Linked DNA regions of Mus musculus: region 2 is linked to region 1. Evidence: chromatin loops called from intact Hi-C (ENCODE). Cell type or tissue: left cerebral cortex. All regions are shown on one strand. Each heading gives the region's core, and the rest is flanking DNA. Links, peaks and the distances in the headings are about the cores only.

The links. A loop is a pair of places that touch in the nucleus more often than their neighbours do. Peaks named below come from ENCODE experiments on the same cell type or tissue, not always from the same donor. Only the 100,000 strongest peaks of a DNase experiment are listed, where the experiment ranks them.
Region 2: a loop joins it to region 1, with 2.1 times the contacts of the local background. A loop is called at or near these places in 4 of 42 quality-filtered maps.

What each region holds. Positions count from the first base shown.
Region 1 is chr16:21,841,657-21,850,323 of GRCm38, forward strand. Gm26744 (a long non-coding RNA gene) reads right to left here and starts at 4,209. Exons shown (of 2, transcript XR_875951.3): 1 at 3,968-4,209; 2 at 455-3,372. It also overlaps a transcript of Map3k13 not described here. In left cerebral cortex, for the core only: no CTCF peak of the experiment used is centred there; DNase peaks (open chromatin) are centred at 4,328 and 4,846; H3K4me3 peaks cover 1,280 bases; H3K27ac peaks cover 712 bases.
Region 2 is chr16:21,908,331-21,916,997 of GRCm38, forward strand. It overlaps Map3k13 (mitogen-activated protein kinase kinase kinase 13), which reads left to right. Exons shown (of 13, transcript NM_172821.3): 7 at 335-444; 8 at 2,676-2,792; 9 at 5,822-5,959. Among named protein-coding and RNA genes, the nearest start is that of Map3k13, 21 kb to the left of the region's middle. In left cerebral cortex, for the core only: no CTCF peak of the experiment used is centred there; a DNase peak (open chromatin) is centred at 5,228.

The DNA.
Region 1 (8,667 bases), core at 335-8,334:
TGTAGCTGTCTTCAGACACACCAGAAGAGGGCATCGGATCCCATTACATGTGGTTGTGAGCCACTGTGTGGTTGCTGGGAATTGAACTCAGGGCCTCTGGAAGAGCAGTCAGTGTCTTAGATGTGTTTTTTAACATCCACCTGTGAAACCATCACCAACATGAAGGTGATGGGCATAAACATTGCACAGGGCTTCTGTGGAGCACTGCCATTTCGTTCTGCCATGCTTCTCCCTAGCTGACAGCCACTGAATGGCTTCTCAAATGAGCACTCTCTTCCTAGGACTTTATAGCACACGAATCACAAAGGACGCTAGGAGTGTTGGTGCATGCCTGTAACCCCATCTCTTAGGAAGTAGAAGCAGTAACTCATTTCAGCCTCTACCACATGGTGGCTTGGAGGACAGTCTGGGCTATGGGATTCTGACTCGGAACCGTAACAACAGAACAGTCATATAAAGAATTTGCTGTTTTATTTTGCTTCTTTTACTCTTTCAGGTATGTTGTAAAACATCCAAATTGCAGCATATGTGACTAGCACATTTCTCATGGTTACTGAACATGGCAGTTATTTCTTGTTGGGCATTTCTATTTGTACTAAGGTTGTGTGTGTGTGTGTGTGTGTGTATGTGTTCTAAATTCCTGTTTTCTTGTTTCCTGTTTTCATACAATACTGAAAACAAAACACACTGCTTTCACTTCCTCAAGGAGTGTAAAGGTGATCTCTTTAGGAATAACGCTGGCAAGCCTGAGCTCAATTAGCTGGTGCTGAAAGCTACAGCAGGAGTAGACGCTTGACCTGAATGGTCTGTAATGTGTTATGGTGTAACAGTAGAGGTGGTCAACTAAATAGCAGTGCTTTAAACGAACTTCCCAGTCCAGGAGCAGAGTGAGGTCCAAGAATAAATCAAAGTTCTGAATGATATTCTGTGTTCGAACCCTTATATCTCCACTAGGAGTGGAGTATCCCTGTTACACAGCAGGTGTGTATTTATTACTTTAAGAAATTCTAGAGGCTGGAGAGATGGCTGAGTCAATGAAGTATTTGCCTTTCAATCATGAAGACAGAGTCTGGATGCCCAGTACCCAGGTGTGAGTCTGTGTGTGCATCTCCAAACATGGGGGATGACTCTAGCCCACACAGTGTGTGTGTGTGTGTGTGTGTGTGTGTGTGTGTGTGTGTGTGTGTGTGTGTTGCATCTCTAGGTACGGTGGTCTCAGAAACCCTAGCACTGTAGAGTTGGGGGAGAGGGAGTAGGTATGCAGCAGACACAAGCAGTTGTCTGGTACTTTCTGGCCATCCAGTCTAACAGATTCTGCGCTCTAGATTCAGGGAGAGACCCTGCCTCTAGATTCAGGGAGAGACCCTGCCTCAAATAATAAGGTGGCAAGCCACTGAGGAAGACATCTATGGGTTCCACAAGCACATACGCACAGGCATACAAACATGCACAGAGAAAATATGGCTGTTTTAGCAGTTTTGTGACTGAAGATGTTCTCTCAAAAATACCCAGCAGATACTCATTGTGTCGTGCTGGGCCTCCACATACTGCTTGCTCCATCACAAGCAGCTCTGTCTTAACTCTATGGGATCAGTGGGGAGGAGGGAGAGAGAGAGAGAGAGAGAGAGAGAGAGAGAGAGAGAGAGAGAGAGAGAGAGAGAGAGAGAGGTGTGTGTGTGTATGAGAAAGTGAATCCAATAAGATTATCATTTTCCAAACAATAATAACGTTATTTCTTCAAAACAAAGTATATGACTCTTTTAACATTAATATTTTGGGTGCATCTTTTTTCTTCAAAATAAATATACAAAGTATATGACTCTTTTAAGGTTAATATTTTGGGTGCATTTGAGGGGAGGAGCTGGAGTTATAGAGTTGGGTAAAGCACATGGTTTAAGCTTTTTAAAAAGATGAAGTTAGAAGGTTGCCTTGTGACGTGGGGAGAGAGGCTTCAGACATGTCTGTTAGATGCTCTGTCCTGTTGTGGGGGAATCTGTCTTTGCAGTTGTTTGTCCTTAGTAAAAGAATTCAGGTCTCTGCTCATGTTGTCCTTAGGGCTAGTTTCCTAATTTTTAAAAAATGTCCCCGATAGTGTTACAAGGATTCTGAGGCTGAGTATGATCGTTTGTGTTGGCTGGCTTATGCCACATGTCTGTCCTTTGTCACTAGCCATAACCAAAGACATGAGGTAGCCAGACTTGTGCCTCTGCTTGCTTTTGAACCCTAAGTGGTGTTCATCTGAATCACATAGGTTGAAAATAGGAGGAGAGACAGTTCCTTCAAAATGGGGACAGGAAGAGGGCAAACCTAAATGGAAAAGGTGGGTGTCTGCTACCTCTTGTTCTCATCCTCCTTGAGCCTGAGTGCGACTGTCACCTTGTGCCTAGATTCCTCTCGCCTTGGACTTACGATCCTCCTGCTTCCACTTTCCAAAAGCTGGAGCTAGAGACACGCATGACCACACCCGAGTGGCTAAGCAGAATTGAGTTTAGTTCTATTCTTCACACTGGTCTTCAGGCAGTAACTGTCCCGTTCTCTGTAGCTGTCCCCAGTCCTCACCCTGTGTCTAGAAGACAGGTGAGCTGGGCAGTGCCGTGCAGATGGAAACCGTTTCATTCTGCTCTTTTAGTGTGTAAAGCATTTCCACTAAGTTCTACGCAGTATTTTTAGACCTCTAAAAGCTTGGTTATGGCACATCACCATAATTTATATTATGGATGACGTATTTTGAGGTTGCTAAATATTTGATCAATTGAGAAACCACTTGCTCCAATGAGTTGGCATTATCAGTTGGAATTCCTACCTATTTCACTAATAAGCGTGCTTTTGGCAGGGAGGATGCATTGACTCTCCATTATGCCATTAAGGTTTGTCTAGCTAGGATATGGCATCTAGCCTGGTGTGCTGGTTCACCAACCTTATTGACAGAGAACACAGTAAGTCCAGAGAATGAGTATGGATATTCTTCGTCTTCTTCCCATTCAATGATTCTGAAGTAAGCGTGGTGTCATGGATATTTGGCATAGCCTTTGGGGTACACACAGGGTCTGCTAGCACCATTTCTATACAATATTAGCCATGAACAATCCTAACTTACATAGATAAGCAAGCTTCTTTGGTCCATTTTTCCCACAGTAATAGTCTGCAACCTTCTTTATAGTGATCTGTTGATTCTCTGTGCCATCAGTAGTCTATCCCTCGCATGAAACAGTAGTGGAAAGTCTCGGAACAACGCTGTCCCCTTTCTCTGCCTTACACGGCATCTCCATGAGAAGACCCCCTGTGAAGGCTCCCAGCCACAAGACGTTTCACAACAGCGACCTTGCAGTAAACACTTCTGTTCTTACTTCAGTTCAAGGATTTGAGACCATCCTACAAATACACAAATGATGGTCAATGCTTGGGAAGTGTTGGTGATTGTAAAGCAACATGTTAGGGAGAAGATAGTTGCGTTAGCTTCTACTTCGGTATAACATTTACAAACTTAAAGAGTAAAGAATTGCCACGAGCCCATTTGGTGACTGAACACAGCTGTTTTTACTGCTAAGAGTTTATACTGAAGTGTATCTTTTGCTTCAAGATTCACTAGGAGTCCTTTTAGAGCCTTGTCTTAATTGAATATCAGACATTGAATAAAATCAATGAGGGAATGCTGTCCCTTATTTAAATCTAACTGTAAATTACCCTTCTCCTCCCACTTTTGCTACATAACAAAGGTTAGGAACATGTTGGGATAAAAGCAATACAGCTTATGTAATTCCATCTTAGAAAACTGTATACACCCATGTTCTGTTATTTTGTTGTTTCAAATTGTGTTGTGGGGTGTGTGCTTGCTGATCTGACACCAATCTTAAGAACGAATTCTCTGACTTTGATTTCTTTTTATTGCATTAGGCATGTTACTAAACATCAAGACAGGGTTAAAGGAAATCGCTCTAATAGCTCTAGTGAATAAAAAATATTTTACCTTTGGGAGCATTGATCCTTCTAAACTTCCACTTTGACTCCTTCATTCAATAGCAAGAACAATGTGTTTATGGTTGTCACACTTGAGTTCTCTCTCTCTCTCTCTCTCTCTTCTCTCTCTCTTCTCTTCTCTTCTCTTCTCTTCTCTTCTCTCTCTCTCTCTCTCTCTCTCTCTCTCTCTCTCTCTCTCTCTCTCTCTCTCTCTGCGCTGTGTGGCTCTGCTGGTCTGTGATAGATGTCTGATTGGCGGGCTCTGTTTATTCTGTGACCAGATTCTTTCTAAAAGAGGGCTGGCCATACCTGCCTGAAGCCTATTGGCTGGGCATTCTCTGGGCCCTCCCTCTCCCTCCCCCCAACCTTTTCCTTCACAGCACACACAGCCACTAAGTCTGTGCGGAATCCTAAACCAGCCCAATTTACATCCATTCATGAATGTGTGACGTCAGCAAGCTTTGAGCTCCTTTGCGGTGGGCCAGAGGATTGTGTGGGTAGAATCCCCTCCCCCTTATTTTTCCAATTCTGCAAGGCTCTTTAGATTAACCTTCCATCTTTTTAAAGCAAGAAAATGGAACAGCATGTGTAGGAATTCTTCATTGTTGTGAGTATTACACTCTTTTCCTGTTTCGTCAGCATGTATCTCACAAGGACAGATGGGGAATTTATTTGTGCTTTAAGCTTATTAGAAAACGGATATTACTGAGGGAGACCCAAGGTGAAAGAGACAGCAAAAGCTCGTAGGAAACCTGAACAACCCCCACCCCACAATCCCGGCACAGCTCAGCTACTGACAGCTGGTTATTTCTAAGCTTGTCTGCCTGCTAGACGTGGACATTTTTTGATTACGGTTCTGCACGTTACCTTTGGATGCTTGCTTGGTTTGTCTTAAAGGGAGATTCAGTTCCCTTCCAGGGGATGTGGATGTGTTGTGGGGGAGCCTGGGAGAATACCAGGAAGGAGCTGCAGAAAGTGGGGCTGGCGAGACCGAGGCGAGGAGCAGGCTCTTGCCCGGCACTTGTCTCCTGTGCTGCTGTCCTCTCTGCCATGTCTCACCCTTCACCTTGCCTTTGTTTCCTAGTCGTGGAACCATCAATATCTCGTGTTTGCAATATGTTCCCATAAATACATCTTGTGTGACCATTTTTCAAAAACCTTTATGATGAGAGCACTTGGGATATATTTGTATATATATATTTGCTGCCATTTTTTACATATTATTTTTATACTAGAATATCTGTAGTGAAGACTAAACAGGAATTATCCTTAAATTGTAAGGATATATTTTTAAAGATTGCTAAAGAAGTTATTTCTTCCCATGTTCCAAAACTGTATTGTAAAGAAATGTAACTGAGTAGTTTTCTAAGGTGAACTTCCAGTTGAAGAGTTTACGCCACTGTGTTTTGGAAATAGAGAGAAGTTCTGATGTCTTGCACATGTAAAATTGGCGTGATAATTTGTTCATAGTTTTAACCAGAAGTATCTGGGGTTGTTTTTCAATGCTTAGGTTTATTTTGAAGAAAGTTGTGACATTCAAGAGAACAGATAGAGCACTGTCCTGTTCTGTCCAGGGTGGTTCCTGGACACAGGTGACCTAACTGCACTTCCCAACTTTGAGCAACTGATGTCCTGCTCTGAGACATGCGTTTGATTTTTCTTTTTTTTTTTTTTTTTTTTGGAGGGGGTGGGGGAGAGGGAGAGAGAGAGAACATGCACCATTATTTCTTGTCACTCAACCATGTCTTAGTCACTTTGTATAATCAATGCTTTGTTTTGAGTTTTTCTCCTAAGCAGAGGTTCTAAGTTGTGGTCCCCATTTTCAGATCATTCCTTGGTGGATTATTTTGGAGGAAGGGTTATTCTTAATCGTCCCAATGAACATCCATTTTGTAAAAAATTATTACACCCAAAGCTGAAATATTTTATTTTCTTCCTCAAATTAACCTTGGATGCTGTCATTCTGGTTTTTTTTTTTTTTTTTCTGTGTATTCTCATGTCCTAGAGCTGCAGAAGGGGAACCCTCTGCCTACTGCCCAGACAATGGTAGTTTTTTTTTTTAAGATTTATTTTTTTATTTTATGTATATATGAGTATACTGTAGCTGTACAGATGGTTATGAGCCTTCATGAGGTTGTTGGAAATTAAATTTAGGACCCCACTTGCTCCTGTCCAAAGATTTATTTATTATTATATATAAGTACACTGTAGCTGTCTTCAGACACTCCAGAAGAAGGCGCCAGATCTCATTACAGATGGTTGTGAGCCACCATGTGGTTTTTGGGATTTGAACTCAGGACCTTTGGAAGAGCAGTCAGTGCTCTTACTCACTGAGCCATCTCACCAGCCCGACAATGGTAGTTTTATGTTTTGTTGTTTTATTTGCTTAGTTGAACACATTCAATATTATTTTAGATACAATATCTCAATATAGTGCATTTTTCTATTTTGTGTCCTTCCAAGTCTGTGTTGAAAGTATTTCCAAAGATACATTAAATTGCTGAAGTCTACCAGAAGACCAACTTTTTAACCTTTTAAAAATTTAAGTTTATGTATTCAAAGGCATTTTGAGAAATGTTCATTAGATCCCACCTTTATGCATAGTTTATTAAATCAGAGCTTTATTTCCAGGAAAGAAATTTAGCTTGCACATAAATTGAGTGAAGTAAAACTGTCCCCCTGTGGCACCGAGTGGATCTAGAACCCACTGTCCCCGCTGGTGCCGGTATTCCAGATTATATTTATTTTCATGTATATTGTACTTGTGGGATAAAACAATAGCTTTTAATTGTTTAATATCAAACAATAAAATACTGTGTATCAGCGATTATCAACAGATGCCTTTCTGTCTAAAAATTGAAACTACTCCAGGAGTAGGAATTAATTTATTTAGGAAACAAAGTTAATCAGACCAAAGCCGTGTCCTGGGTTGCTGGTGTCGGAGTAGTCCCCAAGGGCAAGAGGCCACATCCACAGATGTGTTCACAGCAGCCAGCAGTGGGTGGCAGAACCTGCAGCTTGGTTTGCCCTGTCTACTTGCCTTCCCCTGTGTGCCACCGCTCACTAGCCACATGAGGAGCACATGTGACCCAAGAGAGCCAAGATGATCAACTCTCCCCAGTGTGCAGCCTGATACTTGTATTCTTTGTTCAAATTAAAGAGCATTGCCTAGGAACACTGCTGATTGAAGAGGAAAAAAGTTATTCCAAGGACATCACACTCCATACTCCTGCTATGTCAATTATTATTCAGGGAAAAAATGGGACGAGCTAAGGTTTTAGAAAATGCAATTTTCACTCCCAAGAAGTCTAGAAGGTAAATTAGACATTGACTCTAACAGTATAATTCACTACACAATTTTCCTCTCTCCCTCCCCTTCTCTTTTCCATTCTTCCTCTTTTCTTTTTCACTATTGGGTAATTTTCTAGTATGCTCACCACGACCAGGGTCAACTTTAGAATATTTTCACTATCACACACAAAAAAAGCAACCCCACACTCATTAGCAGGCCTTGCTCACTTCTCAATGCCCTTAGCACTAGGCGAACACCAATCGACCTCCCTTCTTACATCTTTTTGCTTATTCTGGGTATTTCTTATAGATGAGGTCACATGACATATGATCCTTTGTAATTAGCTTTCCTCACTTTTTCCTAAGCTCATCCTTGATTTACATAACATATACCAGTACTTCATCTCTTTATAAATAGTATGTAAGCGTACATAGTTAAATCACCACTCTTTACTCATCCGTGGACATGGGCTAATTCTACTTTTAGGTACTAGGAATCCTCCTGCTCTTTATATCCACATACACGTTTTTGCTTATCTTTCCACTTTTCTTGGAATAGAAATGGTGGGTCATATGGTAACTGTACAGTAACATTTGAGGAGATGCTGAACTGCTTTCTAAGTTGGCAGCACATTCCCATCAGCAACACACAAGAGTTCAAACCTCCCCAAGTCCTGGGAAGCGGCAGCCGTTACCTGTCATGTCCTGACCATCCCCTAATCATCTGAAATTGCACCTCCTTGTGCCTTTGTTGACATCTCCGTAGGGGATGACGGTATCGAGCATGTTTGATGTGTCTACTGATCATATGTATATCTTCTTTAGAGAAATGTTTGTTCAGACCCTTTGCATATATTAAAAATTAACCACTTATGTTTTTATTATTGATTTATGAGAGACCTTTCTGTTCTCTGGATACACGCTGTGCAGATCTCAGTGACTTGCAACTATTTTCTCATAAGCCACGGATGGTCTCTTTCTTGGTGTCAAGTATGAAAGACCAAGTTTTTATGAAGTTCAGTTTCTCTTTCCTTATTTGTGCTTTTGATGTTATATCAAGGGCAGTGTTTCCTGACAAGGTCATTAAGGTCCATCCCTATGTTTGCATCTAAACAGTTTATATTTTTAGCTCAAAGTTTAATTAAGTTTTCAATATGCCATGAAAAAGGGATTCAATGTCACTTTAGAATATGGGTATCCAGTTGTTCCGGGACTGTTGTTTTAAAACGGATACTCTTTCTCTTTTGGCATTCTGTCATGGAACTTTCAGAAACAAAACACTTGCTGCATGTGATGGCCTACCCTTGTAATCCTACTGGGGAGGTAGAGGCAGGGAAGTGAGGTGTTCAAGGCCACCCTTAACCACAGAGTGAGTTTGAGGTCAGCCATAGCTGCATGAGAGCCTGTCTCATAAACATC
Region 2 (8,667 bases), core at 521-8,520, 67 kb after region 1:
GACCTGTGAACCTCCGTCAGCAGGACTTTCTTTCTGCCTCCATACTCCCTTGCCGTCAGCTGATCACTTTTGTCCAGATCACTGTACCCTGTGCTGTTCTGATGGCCACTGCTGTGGAGAAACTGGAAAAGAGACAGCACTGTGTCAGGACAGAGGGTGGGGTGGGGATGTTTGGGGTTTGATTTGGCACTTCTGGCACTCCCCTGCCGGAGCTCTTGTAGGAAGTTTGGGGAAAGCATGCAGAGGCACAGAAGGAAATGCCTTGCACACGGTCCTATGGACCCGTCAGGGAAGGAAACTACAACATTCACAAAATTAAACTTTCCTCACTCAGGCTGAATGGAGAGAAGAAGTGAAGAAACATTTTGAGAAAATCAAAAGTGAAGGGACCTGTATACACCGATTAGATGAAGAACTGATTCGCCGGCGCAGGGAGGAGCTCAGGTCAGCTGACCCCGCCCCTCTTCTCACCCCAGTGCTCTGGTCAGCTGACCCCGCCCCTCTTCTCACCCCAGTGCTCAGGTCAGCTGACCCCGCCCCTCTTCTCACCCCAGTGCTCAGGTCAGCTGACCCCGCCCCTCTTCTCACCCCAGTGCTCAGGTCAGCTGACCCCGCCCCTCTTCTCACCCCAGTGCTCAGGTCAGCTGACCCCGCCCCTCTTCTCACCCCAGTGCTCAGGTCAGCTGACCCCGCCCCTCTTCTCACCCTAAGGTTCAGACATGAGCAGGAACACTGGTGAATCGCCACTTCCTTCTCCCTCATCTTTCCCCTAGCTTTCTCAGTTGCTCAGATTTGGCCTTCCCGGGGAGTCTGAAAAGGCTGATCTCAAAGAAGCAGAGACTAGGATGGTGCTTGCTGTAGACTGGGAGGTTGTGCAGAGGGATGGGCGGGGGAGGGGGGAGAAGCTGACTAATGGATGCTGTTATAATTAGAAGAAAGTTCTTCAATTCTCGTCACGACAGGTAAAGATAATAGCTTAATAGCTCACCTCGCTTCCTCCCTCACTCGGAGTCGTTTGTTTGCTTATTTGAGGCAAGGTCTCTCTGTGTGGTCCTTGCTAGCTTGGGTCTTAGTATGTAGATTATGCTGCTAGAAATCACTGGAGCCTGCCTTCCTCTGCCTCCTGGATACGAGGATTGTAGGCCCGAGCCACCACACTTAAACTTTGGGATTTCTTTTTTTCTTCTTCTTTTTTAATTTTGAATTAAAGAAGCTTAGAAGAACGGATTTGGAATATTTCCAGCATAAAGAAATGATCATTGTTGGAGGAGACTACCATGGTTACCCTGATTTTTTCCCACTTTTATTATTTTAAATTATATTTGAGTCTGTGTATGACCACATGAGTGTGGACGCCCACAGAGGCCAGGCGTATCACATGTCCTGGAGCACAGGTGGTTGTAAGCCACCTGATGGGGTGCTGGGATCTGAACTCCGGTCCTCTGGAAGAGCATTTATCCAGTACATGCATTTATCTGCTGAACCATCTCTCCAGTCCCTGATTGGAACACTGTACAACAAATACATATATCAGAATATCACTTGGTACCTTGTAAATACATACAACTTTCGTGTGAGTTAAAAAAAAATGATTAACAACAACAACAACAACAAAAACGATTAACAAAAGCCGGGCATGGTGGCGCACTCCTTTAATCCCAGCGCTCGGGAGGCAGAGGCAGGCGGATTTCTGAGTTCGAGGCCAGCCTGGTCTACAAAGTGAGTTCCAGGACAGCCAGGGCTATACAGAGAAACCCTGTCTCAAAAAAACAAAAAACAAAAAACAAAAAAACAAAAGAAAAAAATAAAAAGATTAACATATGAACAACAGAAGCTTACCCTGTAGTTAGCAATGGTTCAGTGACAAGGTCTTGCCACAGGAGTATGAGGAACTGAATTCGAATTCCCAGATCCCATTCAAAGCAGGCCATGGCAGCTGTGACCCAAGAGCTCCTGGGGCAAGATGGGAGGCAGTGACAGGAGGCTCCCAGAAGCTTCTGAGTCAGCCAGCCTGGGGTGTGCAGTGCAGAGGCAAGCAGGGACCCCTGCTCAGCACTAGGTGAGGATCGACAGCTGAGGTTGACCTTGGACCTCCACATGGACACCATGGTCCATGTACACCCACACACATAGCTTCCTTCATGTGTAACTCTTTACCGCCTCTCAACTGTTTCCCACCTGTAGGGTCCTTTACCACAGAGAGTCTTAGAGCACTTCCACTGTTCTCAGTGCCGTGGGAGGCCAGGAGTTTATAAGCTCTAGCTCCTGGCCTCCACTGTAATAGGCAGTTAGGTCTCTATAAAAAAAAAAAGCCATAGATTTAGCAATTTATAAACAGAAGAAATGTACTGCTCGTGGTTCTGAAGGTGGAGCAGTTTAACCTCAAAGCTTCAGGAAACTCAGCAATTCCCAGCACTTGGGAGGCAGAGGCAGGCGGATTTCTGCTCTACAGAATGAGTTCCAGGACAGCTAGGGCTACACAGATAAACCCTGTCTCAAAAAAAAAATTGTGCACCCTGATATATTCTTTATCTGTGGCCGACCTGGCTCTATGCTATGGCTGGAGGGGCCCTTGGGATAAACTGCACAGTTCAGATTTCCCTGGACCTAGTGCCTTGAAGCAAACCACTGCACATGTCATTAGGGTCTTGCTCATGCTGTGTTTTCATTGACAGGCATGCTCTGGATATTCGGGAGCACTACGAGAGAAAGCTCGAACGGGCTAACAATCTGTACATGGAGCTGAGCGCCATCATGCTGCAGCTGGAGATGCGCGAGAAGGAGCTCCTTAAGTGAGTACTCAGCCCGGGGTCCATCTTCACTGCTTGGAGTCTGTCAGTCAACGGGACATGTCACTCCTGCGTGGGGCCGCTACAGTGCACATGCAGATATTAGTCACATTTCCTTAAGGACTTGGCTGAGGCATACAAGCAAGGTCTGGTACGGGCATACTCCCTGGGCTAGCATGTGTACTTCAGTTGCCAGAGTTCAGAGAGGGGCTTCATGTTTGGAAGAACTTAGTGTGGATAAGCAGAGACTTGCTGGCCATTGAGAGTAAAGTTCTGCTGGAAACTGTTTAAGGGATCCCTGATACTATCAAAATAACCAGGGGGTCTTGACCCCAAATAAGCAAAGCTTCAGTCCTTTATCACATTGGGGAAGAGAAAGATTAATGCAGGAGTTTGAGCTAAGGACAGAATAAAGTTGAGTTAATTTAAATTCAGTACCTTCAGTTTGTTTGCCTAAACTTGAGTAGCAGCCTGGTTGTACAACGAGCTGGTATCTGTTAGGTGTAGCCAGAACCTGTGGGCAAATGAAGATACTCTGCACTGGCCACACCCTTATCTGTTTCAAAGATAATTTACTACACATTTTATTCACAATTTTATATGTATTAATATGAATGGGACCTCTTTTCTACTTGAAGCATTTTTCAAATTAGTTATTTGAGAGTTTTCATAAAATGAGCTGAGTTTTGACGGTATTCAGTCCTACCCATCTTCTCCTAGGTCTTCCCCCCCCCCACTTCCCTACCCATCCAACTTTATGCCCACTATGGCCAACATTAAAGAAAACCAGCTCTCCCTCCCTGGGTAGCTGTCAGGCAGCAGCTCCTCGGCTTAGGGGCATGTCACCATGTCAGACTCCTCTCTCCTTGCTAGGATTCGGTTTGAGCTTGCACGGGACTGGTGCATGCTGACAGATCCACTTTAGATTCAAGTGTGTCACTCACTGTCCTGCTGTCTCCAGAGGATGCTGTTATCTTGTGCTTGCTCAGCACCTCTGGCTTCTACAGTCTTTCTGCTCCTTCTTCTGCCATGAGCTCTGAGCCTTTGGGAGGAGAGGGCACCATGTTTTATGTTCCCTGTAGGAAACATCTCACAACAGCCTCTTATGCGCTCCATGTTGGCCAGCTGCAGGTCTCTGTATGAATCATTACCTACTTCTCAGGTGAGGTAGAGAGATACATAAATCTAAAGGTGTACAGAGAAGTCATTAGGAGTCGATTTGACACTGTGTCCAATGAATAGAATAGTAGGAGGTTCTCCTTTAGGACCTGTTCTAGTTTAGCCAGAGATGCTCAGCCTGAAGGTGATACCAGCTGTGGGCTTTGTCTAAAGCCAAATGAGAAAGCAGCTATTGCCCCTGCGCGCTCTGTGCCACTGCTGCACCAGTGGGCGTGCCTCGCCAGGCTGGCCCGTCATGATCGTAGGTTTCAGAGTTCACAGCAGGTTAGATCCATAACTCCCTTCCTCCACCAGTAGCACATGTAGAACCATCCAGCACTATGGAAGCTAGCCAATAATGATGGGGCCTCCAGGGCAGTGTCAGCTTCATGTTTCTGTGCTATGTAACTCAAACACAAGACCTTCAGCAATGGGGTCTTATTGTCACATTCTGGAAGGAAGCCAAGAGCAGTGGCTCCAGACTACAGAAGTCATCTTCTTATTTGCCAGCCCATGGCATCTAGTAAGGGCACTGGCAAACCTTTATAGGGTAACTATATTTCTCTCTCTCTCTCTCTCTGTGTGTGTGTGTGTGTGTGTGTGTGTGTGTGTGTGGTAGTTTTCCATTTAATTGTTTCGAGAAGCTTCTAGAGATTTTTTTATCTCTCTCCATATCCCCCCCTCTACCCAGCTTTCCCATCCCCCATGCCAATTTAACCCTTCCTGTTCCTTTCATCCTCCTCAAGCTTTTATACCACTGCGTTTATATCTCCTTTCTCTTTAAAGCCCCCCCCCCACTGGGCTGCACCCCTCAGTGTTCTCCCGACCTCCATGGTCTGGAAATAATAAACATATCTATCTGACAATTTTGAAATTTTTCTATCTTCTCTTTTAAAACTTGTTTGTATATTATGGTTATCTTGCCTGCATCTGTGTCTGTGTACCATGTGTATGCAGTGCCCACAGAGGACAGAAGAGGACATCAGATCCACTGGACTGGAGTTACAGAGGGCTGTGGACTGCCTGTGGACTTTGAGAATCAAACCCCTTTCTCTAGAGCAGCCACCACTCTTAACTGCTCAGCCCCATTTATTCCACTGTGTAAATGTATCACCTTTTCATTATGCATTCACCGGTGTGCGGGTGTCTAGGCTGTTCCCATCTCCTGACTGTTACGACTGATGCAGCGATGTGCACAGATGAGTGGGTCTCTCTGTAGCAGGACATGGATTGCTTGTATATATGACCAAGAGTAGCATAGCTGAGTCACATGATAGATCTATTTCTGGCTTTTTGAGGAAGTGGCACAGTGGTTTCCATGGTGATTGTACCAGTGTACATTCACCTAGAAGTGAATAAGTGTCCCCCTTTCCCCATATCGACGCCAGCATTTGCCATTATTTGTTGGGGGTGGGGAGTATAATCTTAACTGTTCTAGTTAGGGTAAGATGAAATTTCAAAGTGATTTTTATTTGCATTTTCCTGATGTCTAAGAGTGTTGAACATTCCTTAAATGTTTCTCAGCAATTTGAGAACTCTATTTAGTGCTATGGCCCATTGGATCTGGAGTTACAGATAGTAGTGAACTACCTGAGCCTGACTTGGATGCTAGGAATTGAACTCAGGTCCTCTGGAAGAGCAGCTACTGCCCTTAACCTCTGGGCCATATTCCCAGTGCCCGCCTGTGATTTGGGGGATGCTTACTTAATGTAGTGCTCTGGTTAGCAACCCCTTATTAGATTCTGACTCTTCCTCTTCTGTAGGTGAGGATTAGGAGGGTGTTGTCTAGTTCCACAGCCTCCGTCTTCCATCAATCTCTGTCAAGCCTTTATTCTACCAAAACCAATGAGTGTCTTTTTTCCTTTGTCCCACAGGCGAGAGCAAGCAGTGGAAAAGAAGTACCCTGGAACCTACAAACGACACCCTGTCCGTCCAATCATCCACCCGAATGCCATGGAGAAACTCATGAAAAGGAAGGGTGTGCCTCACAAGGCTGGGGTGCAGACTAAGCGGTGAGCCCCCTGTGTCCAACCATCAGGAACCTGGGAAAGGTGGTCTCAGAGTGTGTGTGGAGGGGGACAGGGGGACTGTTTTGTAGCTCACCAGCTGCGTACTGGGCTGTAGATGAAACCACACAGGAAGACCCCAGGCGTCTCACATTTACTACCTGAGGCACTTTATCTGAGCACCACATACAAGTTAGAGAAGCATACAGGAAGGACAGGCAGATTTGGGTTGCTATCCATCCATGTTGCTCTGCCTCTTTCAACACCAGTAAGTATCCTCTTGAGTAAATCAGACCTGAGTAATCAGGTCTTGATTTTGACACAGTGATCTGTGCATTTTTATCAGTATGTTTACTTTGTTGTTGTTGTTTGTTTTTCATCATCTTCTTCATCCTCTTCTTCCTCCTCTTTCTCCTCTTCCTCCTCCACCTCCTCCATCTTCTTCTGCTGTTGCCCAGACTGGCCTCAAACTCAATGTCCTTCTGCCTCAAACTCTTAAGTAGCTGGGGTAATAACAAGTGTGTTCGATCACACCCAGATGTGTAGTTTGAATAACATGAAATCACCTTTAGGGTACTGGCGTTCAAAATCAGGGTTTAACTTTTAAGAAATTACTCTTTCCCCCATTTGCTTGCTCATTAGTTGGTTGGCCCGGCTGTTAGTTAGTTGGTTGGTTTTATTGAGATAGAGTTTCTCTGTATAGCCCTGACTGTCCTGAAACTCACTCTGTAGACCAGGCTGGCCTCAAACTCAGAAATCCTCCTGCCTCTGCTTCAAGTGCTGGGATTAAAGGTGTGCACCATCACTGCCTGATTTCTTTCCTCTTTTATAACATTTGCTTTATATTGGTTTAAACTCAGAATTAAAGAATGGAGATACATCTCTGTAGAGAGTACGCTTAGGATGCTCGAAGCCCAAGTTCGATGCCTCGCACCTTTGAAAATATCTTAAGATACCTTTCATTCCTTTTGGAATTACCAGATGCTATTGAGCCTTAGAATTCTCACATGCCGAAGAACTGGCTCCATCCCAGACAGGTTAACAGAAGGAGAGAATGTCCCAAGCCTGAGCTTGTAAGAGTTGAACCAAGTGCAGTTAAAACAAAAACAAAAACAAACAAAAACAAAAAAACCCAGGAAGGAGAAAACGCAGGCCAAGAATGTGTTTTTTACTTTTAAGTACAAATAAGAAAGTAGCAGGGGGTTTTATGGCATTTCCAAACACTCTCAGATCTCATTGAGGCCACCACTCTCTTCTCTCTCTTCTTCTCCACCTCCCATATTCCTGCTCCTCATCCCTGCTTGAACCCCAGCCTCCTCCCCTTCTTCCTCAGAAGCCCTGCCCTGACTCTCCAGGGCCTCTTCCTCATTTCCTGACCTCTACACATGCTCACTGGCACATAAAGACATGTGTCTACATCAGAAGCTGGGATTCACATATGACAGAGAACATGGAGTGTTTGTGTCTGAGCCTGGGTTACCTTAATAGTTTTCAGATCCATCTATTTTCCTGAATTATCCATCATTTCGGTTTTCTTTACAGCTGAATAAAATTCTGCAGTACGCATGTACCTCGTTCCCATTACCCTCTGTTCTGTGGATGGGTAACGAGGCTGCAGTAAACATGTGTACACATGATTCTCTGTGGTAGGGCACGCAGTCCGTCAGGTATTTCCACAGGAGTGGTAAAACTGGTCATGTGGGGACTCGAGCTCTTGATCTCCACAGCGGCAGGACCAGTTTACACTCCCGCCAGTGGTAAATAAGTTCCTCCTCACATCCTGGCCAGCACTGGCTGTCATTTGTTTTTCTTGATGAGAGTTACTGACTGAGGTGAGAAGGAACTCACAGTAGTTTTAATGTGTGTGTGTGTGTGTGTGTGTGTGTGTGTGTGTGTACAGATGTGCACATGTGTTCAGCTGCACATGTATGCACATACAGAGAGGAGAGCTCACTCGACTATTTATTGTTCCTCATGACATCTACATTGGCTTTTAAGGTTTTTGGTGTTTGTTTGTTTGTTTTGAAACAGGGTCTCACAGGCCTAGAGCTCACTAAATAGGCTAGGCTGAATCCTCCTGTCTCAGACTCCTCATTCCCCCTAAGCCCCCTCAAACCCAACTCCAAGCTGAGGTTCCTTTTTTTTTTTTTTTTGAACAAGGGAGCTGGGGATCACACTCATTTCCCAGGCTTATGTGGCAAGCACTGTGCTGACAGAGCCATTTCCCCAGCCCTGGCCATTTGTAAGTCTTCCTTTGGAGATAATTCTGTTCATCCCCTTAGCCTAGTTGTTTTAATTTGGTCACTTCCTGTTTGTTTGGGAGCTCTTTGTTTTTTTCCACACCGACCCCTGTCAAATCTACCTTACCCCATTCCGAAGGCTTCACTCCGTTACCTTCATCTCATGAGGTCCCACTTGTCAGCTGTTGCTTTATTTCCTGAGTGCTAAGAAGGCTGTGGGAAAACGGACATTCTAGCCTAGAACCCTGCAGTGCTAACTTCTAACGGGCACACCATGAGCTCCATCCAGGTCTATTCGCTTACCGAGCTGACCATCTTCTGCTCACTGGCCTAGAGGCTGATTTCAGGGGCAGCTGGCACAAACCTCGCTTTAGCCTTTTGTGGTACTAATTAGGGACAGCCTATCCAGCAAGTGAGTCCAAGAGCCAAAACCGGGGCAGGCAGCCTGCAAGTCACTGCTGTGAGTCACCTTCA